Regions from separate parts of the Homo sapiens genome. Here region 2 is linked to region 1. A link is a loop called in an ENCODE intact Hi-C map of the cell type or tissue named here. Cell type or tissue: PC-3. All regions are shown on one strand. Each heading gives the region's core, and the rest is flanking DNA. Links, peaks and the distances in the headings are about the cores only. Region 1 overlaps TCP11L1 (t-complex 11 like 1). Region 2 overlaps CCDC73 (coiled-coil domain containing 73).

Evidence for each region. A loop is a pair of places that touch in the nucleus more often than their neighbours do. Peaks named below come from ENCODE experiments on the same cell type or tissue, not always from the same donor. Only the 100,000 strongest peaks of a DNase experiment are listed, where the experiment ranks them.
Region 2: a loop joins it to region 1, with 5 times the contacts of the local background. A loop is called at or near these places in 5 of 110 quality-filtered maps.

Annotation. Positions count from the first base shown.
Region 1 is chr11:33,064,531-33,067,450 of GRCh38, forward strand. It overlaps TCP11L1 (t-complex 11 like 1), which reads left to right. Exons shown (of 10, transcript NM_018393.4): 8 at 1,300-1,481. Among named protein-coding and RNA genes, the nearest start is that of LINC00294, 10 kb to the right of the region's middle. In PC-3, for the core only: CTCF peaks have their summits at 1,242 (motif pointing left) and 1,445; a DNase peak (open chromatin) is centred at 1,221.
Region 2 is chr11:32,712,245-32,715,164 of GRCh38, forward strand. All of the region lies in intron 3 of CCDC73 (coiled-coil domain containing 73), which reads right to left. Among named protein-coding and RNA genes, the nearest start is that of CCDC73, 81 kb to the right of the region's middle. In PC-3, for the core only: a CTCF peak has its summit at 1,444 (motif pointing right); no DNase peak of the experiment used is centred there; H3K27ac peaks cover 58 bases.

The DNA.
Region 1 (2,920 bases), core at 249-2,748:
GCGCTGGCATGGTAGGACCCAGGACTGTCTTTAACATGGGGGAGGCAGTCATGGGAATGTGCTTGCTTTCCGGGAGGCTTTAGATTGTTCTCTGTCACTTCTACTCTCTGTGCTTCCTGTTTCTTTCTCTTCCTCTTTATTTACTCGCCAGTTCTTACAAGCTTCCTTTGTGCTGGGTGCTGAGCGGATACCAAGATGAATAAGTGTAGGCTCTGCCTGCAAGGCAGTCCTCCCTTCCATTGCTCTGGGATTTTTGTTGTTGTTGTTTTAAGATGGAGTCTCACTATGTTGTCCAAGCTGCAGTGTAGTGGCTATTCACAGGCATAATCGTAGTGCACTGCAGCCTCGAAATTCCGGCCTCAGTGATCTTCCTGCCTGAGCCTCCCAGTAGCTGGGACTGCAGGCACCCACCATCGCACCTGGCCTTCCATTGCTCTGTACAGGGTGACTGGCTGTCCTAGTTTGCTAGGGACTGAGTGAGGGTTCACAGGACTTGGGAATTTCCATTTGAAAACTGGGACAGTCCCAGACAAACTGGGAGGAGTTGGTGACCCTAGGTCTGTGCCTCATTATACTTTTCTTCCTAACAATAAGTATAACTTTTATTTATCGAGTGCTGGCTCTGCCAGCCACTTTATATGTAGCATCTTTCTTCAGCTTTAAAACAGCCCTGTGATGTGGGAGTCCCCATTCTGCAGAGGCCCGACAAAGTTGGGGATGCATGCATGAGGTCATGCTATTTTTTTTTTTGAGAAGGAGTTTCACTCTTGTTGCCCAGGCTGAAGTACCAAGGTGCAATCTCAGCTCACTGCAACCTCTGCTTCCTGGGTTCAAGAGATTCTCCTGCCTCATCCTCCCGAGTAGCTGGTATTATAGGCATGCACCACCACACCCGGCTAGTTTTGTATTTTTAGTAGAGATGGGGTTTTACCATGTTGGTCAGGCTGGTCTTGAACTCCTGACCTCAGGTGATCTGCCCACCTCGGCCTCCCAAAGCGCTGGGATTACAGGCGTGAGCCACCGCGGCCAGCCGGGGAGGTCATGGTATTAAGCACGGAGCCTGGCTTTACACCCAGGCCTGTCTGTGTTCTTAGTGAGGGCGCTATACTGCATCCTTGCTCAGGAGGAACGGCTCTGAGATAGAGGGGTTATTTCACACCAGACTCCCTCAAAGCTCTGACACACTAGCGCAAACCCTGAGGGAAGCTGCAGAGGCAGGTGTGGGGGCTGTGGCGCTCCCGCCCTCTGCTGGCCAACCTGGACCTGCAGCTCAGCGATGGCCTCTTCTATTCATTACAGACAGTTTTAATGGACCAGTCTCGCTTCCACGAGCTCCAGTTGCAGCTGGAACAACTGACCATCCTGGGGGCTGTGTTGCTGGTCACCTTCAGCATGGCAGCGCCAGGAATTTCCAGCCAGGCCGACTTTGCTGAGAAACTCAAGATGATTGTGAAGATTTTGCTAACAGATATGCACCTGCCGTAAGTGGAACTTTGATGCGTGGATGGGACGCAGTGGATGTCAGAGAGCCGACTGGAGTCTCCCAGAGGGGTCTCCCACTGTAAGGCAGAGCCCAGGGCCACTCTCTAGGAACTGAGAAGAAACCTTGCTGTCTCAGTTGGTTCACTTGGCGAAGACCCCAGCAGAGTTTATTTAGGGTCATAGGGTCAAAGTTAGAATCTGCTGCAGGGTTAGCAGAGCTCTAGGATAGTGGCTTCAAAATGTGTGTGACTAGCCGAGTAGCCTGTCGGGCCTTAGAGGCCACACCAAGGAGTTGGGTTATTGTCCTAAGAGCAGTAGGGAGCCATTGAAGGATTTGAAGCAAGAGGGGGAACGTAATTAGATTTATGCCCTTAAGTTTAAATTTTGGCATGGGGCACATAGTAGATGTGAGGGAGCATTTAGGAGGCGAGAGAAGAAGTGGCTCGGGCTGGGGGGTAAGCCATGAGCAGGGTGGGGAGCGCTGGTACCAATGGTTGCTTGCCTTGAGGAATTGGAGATCCCGGGCTTAGAGGTCCCGCGGCCCTCCATTCCCTGTTAGCATGCTCCTCCCGGGGCCTGGCTCGGTGTTGAGTGCCATCAACTCATTTGTTCTCCCTACGCAGGGAGCAGGATGCTGTCTGACCCCTTCCTTCTTTAATGGGGTTGTCTTTGTCTCCTGACCTCCAAGGTTCTTGTGTTTGTTTGTTGAGTGCTTTATTCCTCTCCCAAAGCCATTCAAATGTATTAAACTCTTACTGGAGCTTATGAAGAAACTGGAACCCAGAGACATTAATTGGGACAAAAATGTTTGTGACTAGGACCTGCAGTAAGAAATTCATTTTCCATTGTGACCTAGTACACACTTAACACACGTGTAACAGAAACGAAAACTTCTCAAACTGGAACTGACCCTAACTGTGTTTAATGCAGCCTGATTGTTTCTACTCTATTCTTATTCCATTAAAAAAAAAAATTGGTTGCTACCCACTGAATTGCTTTCATAACCGACTAACAGTGAAAAGCAGAGCCCTAGAGGAAGGTCATGAGAGAAACCAGCTATATTCCTGCAGAGCTGCATGTATGTGGTTGAAGTGTTCTGCCCTTGCTTGTTCCCTGTAGGCGTTCTGTGCTCAGTGTAATGCATCATTTTCTTACCCAGCACGAGTCCGCATCTGCACGCGTGCAGGCTTCAGTGACCGCTCCTACCATGGAGTCATGTTGGGTGACTTCTATGGTTTCCAGCCTATAGAATATCTTTGAGTGGTTCTAAGTAAATGCTCTATCTAACAAGGTCCAATTCAGAGACTTCTTCAAGGGAAGTACCCCCTAAACATTCTCATCCTTACAAAATGGAGGAATTTTACTGCTGAATTTTCACAAAGCATGGCTGTGTTCAGTGCAGTGTGGGGCGTGTCCGTAAGTTGTGACTAGGGCCTCA
Region 2 (2,920 bases), core at 120-2,619, 350 kb before region 1:
GGTTACAAGAAGCTAGGGAGGTGGAGGCCTGGGGTGGAGGGAAGGGAGATGTTGATCAAGGGTACAAAGTTCCAGTTAGATGGAAAGAATAAGTTTGAGATCTACTGCACAGCATGTAGTAAGCATAGTTAATAATAATGTATATTTCAAAATTGGTAAAAGTAGATTTTAAATATTCTCACTATAAAAAAATAAGCATTGAAGTGATGGATATGTTAATTAGTTTGATATAACCATTCCACAACATATACATACACAGGTGTATCAAAACATCACATTGTAGCCCATATATACAATATTTATTTTTCAATTAAAATAAAGATCTAAATAAAAAATAAGAGGCATGAAAACTGAAAAAGAAAAACTCATTGCTTATTTCTCTTTAATTTTTAATTTGCACAAACTATACAATAATACTATTTGACAATTGCCCCCTAAAATTGCCAATAAGTCTGTCATATAATCTTACCTAAGCTTACATATATGTACATGTATATACTAATTTACTTTTTATGTTATTCATTATAAATATGTATATATACACTTCATTTTATATATAGCATATATAAATGCTTGAATAGAAACAGGTTAAAATGCTTTTATATCTTAATGAAAAAATATACTAATGTAGTAAAGAGATGGGGATTGAACAGAGCACCTACCAAACTTTCTTTCAAGAAATATTTTGATAATCAATAACTTCCTATATAAAGTATATCTCTTTGATCTCTATTTCTAATAAGTGTTACTCATAGACAAGTTTAACAAAAAGCCTGGTATTGTTTTTCCATTACCCAAAGAAAGGAAAATCCATGACGACTCAGTCTCTGTCTAAGCAATAACTGTGCTTCAGACAGATTTATTAGAAACTCCCCCCGGATTAAATTTACATGTAATCTTGTTTGTTGATAGGTCATTTTTTGAAAGTGAAATGGAAAAAATATCAGGCAGGATATATTGCAACAGTCTCAACTGACCCCTAAATCATGACTCCTTACCAGAGGTTAAACCAGCCCAGATGACAGAACTTATTCTATTCAGCAAAGCTTGCCAGTTGCCAAGACATTAGAGAGTTAACATTAATAGCAGCTATGCCTTTGGTGTTGTCCATGATTTTGGAATACTGTAAAAATAATTATGGTTTCCGATCTCAGTAGGAATCCCAATTTCAAGTAGTCAACCATTTTAAGTGTTCTAATGCTTCCTTAGGGGATGGTTATCATAAAGCCACACTGAAAGGGATAACGTTAAGGCTAGAGGAAATACCCTAGCTAATCTTTATGACATACAGTCCCGGCCCCCATGATATCCAAAAAGCCAAATCTTTGAAGAAGTTTAAAAAGCCTATTTTGGAATGCCTACAACTGGCTCCAGAGTCTGAAGAAAAAATGTGATAATAAATTACAAAAAGAAAATCTCTTTCAGGACACTTTCAGGACAGACACTTGGTGGCACCAGAGGACCTCAATGGAACTTTGTAAAAATTTTATAGGAAATTACCCCTCAGAGCAAGGACAAACTGAACATTATATTCAATCAGCATTGGTGGTGAAATTTTACTAAAATTGCTGAGGATGTCTCTGGTGTACAGCTGTCATTAGCACTGTCTTGGTAAAACTGTTATCCTTGTAAATCCAAGCCTTAGGGTCCCTATAAACACTTTCAAATGGATTTCCTAAAATTAACCCCTAGAACAGGTTCTGAGTATGTTCATCATTGCTTCCATCTTTTCAGGATGAACTAAAACTTCTTGCCAGAGAGCTACAGTTCTGTGAGTAGAAAAACAAATTACTTGATTTTGTGTTTCCAACCTGAGGATCTATCTCCAGGGACAGGGTTACTCATTTTACTGGGACTGTCATTACAGAACTTTGCAAAACCTTGTCATTTATTTAGAAATTCATTGCCCCCATCATCCTCAAACTTGAAGAAAAGTAGAGAGGACTAATGGCACACTGTATCTGACACTCTTAAACTTCCATGACCAAGAAGGTTACCTCTAACTCATAACACCATGAAGTCCATACTCCCCTATATTCATTGGCTTTTACCATATAAACTTGTTAAGAGTTTGCCCTATGAAGTTGGCTACTTCTCCCCTGATTTTGGACATTTCTTTACTTCAGACAAATGTGGCAAAACACTCCAAGGGACTAATGTAATCTGTTTCAGAGTCTTATCACAAACAGATAACAGTTGCTTTTCTTCTATATGACCAAAAGCTCAGAGGTAATGTCTTCTAGAAATGACCTCAGAAAGAAAAAACAAATATCCTGAAACCATGTTGGAAATAATCCTACCAAGAACTGCCAGCACAGTAGCTAACCCCTGGGGAATAGATCCTTGAATTCATGTCTCCCAGATGAACAGACACTAGGTTTCACTAATACATGGAATGCCATTCCATCAAGAAATTTAAATCTAAGGAGTCTTGAGAAAGCTTCAGAAGCAGACATATTCAGAAAGAAACAGCTACCATTCAAGAGGTATGGATCAAGACAGCCTCTACCCAAGACCTACAGAGTCTGTTTTTATATGGCCTGTGAGCCAGGAATGGTTTTTATATTTTTAATGGGTTAAAAAGAAAAATAAAAAAATAACATTTCAAATCACCTGAATATTGTATAAAATATAAATCTTAGTGTCCATAACATTTTATAGGAACATAGACACACTGATTCATGTAAGTACTGTCCATGGCTGCTTTTACACTATAACAAAGTTGAATGGTTGTGACAGAGACCATACTGTCCACAAAGTCTGAAATATTTACTACGTGGCTCTTTACAAAAAAAGCTTGCTAACACCCTACCTAGATAATCAGAGCTAAAGATTGCAATGCTTTTATTTGCAGGCTTTTGTTCTTTATTTTCTGAGGTACTTTCTTTCCCCTTTCTTAATCCAGCCCCTTAAGTGAGTA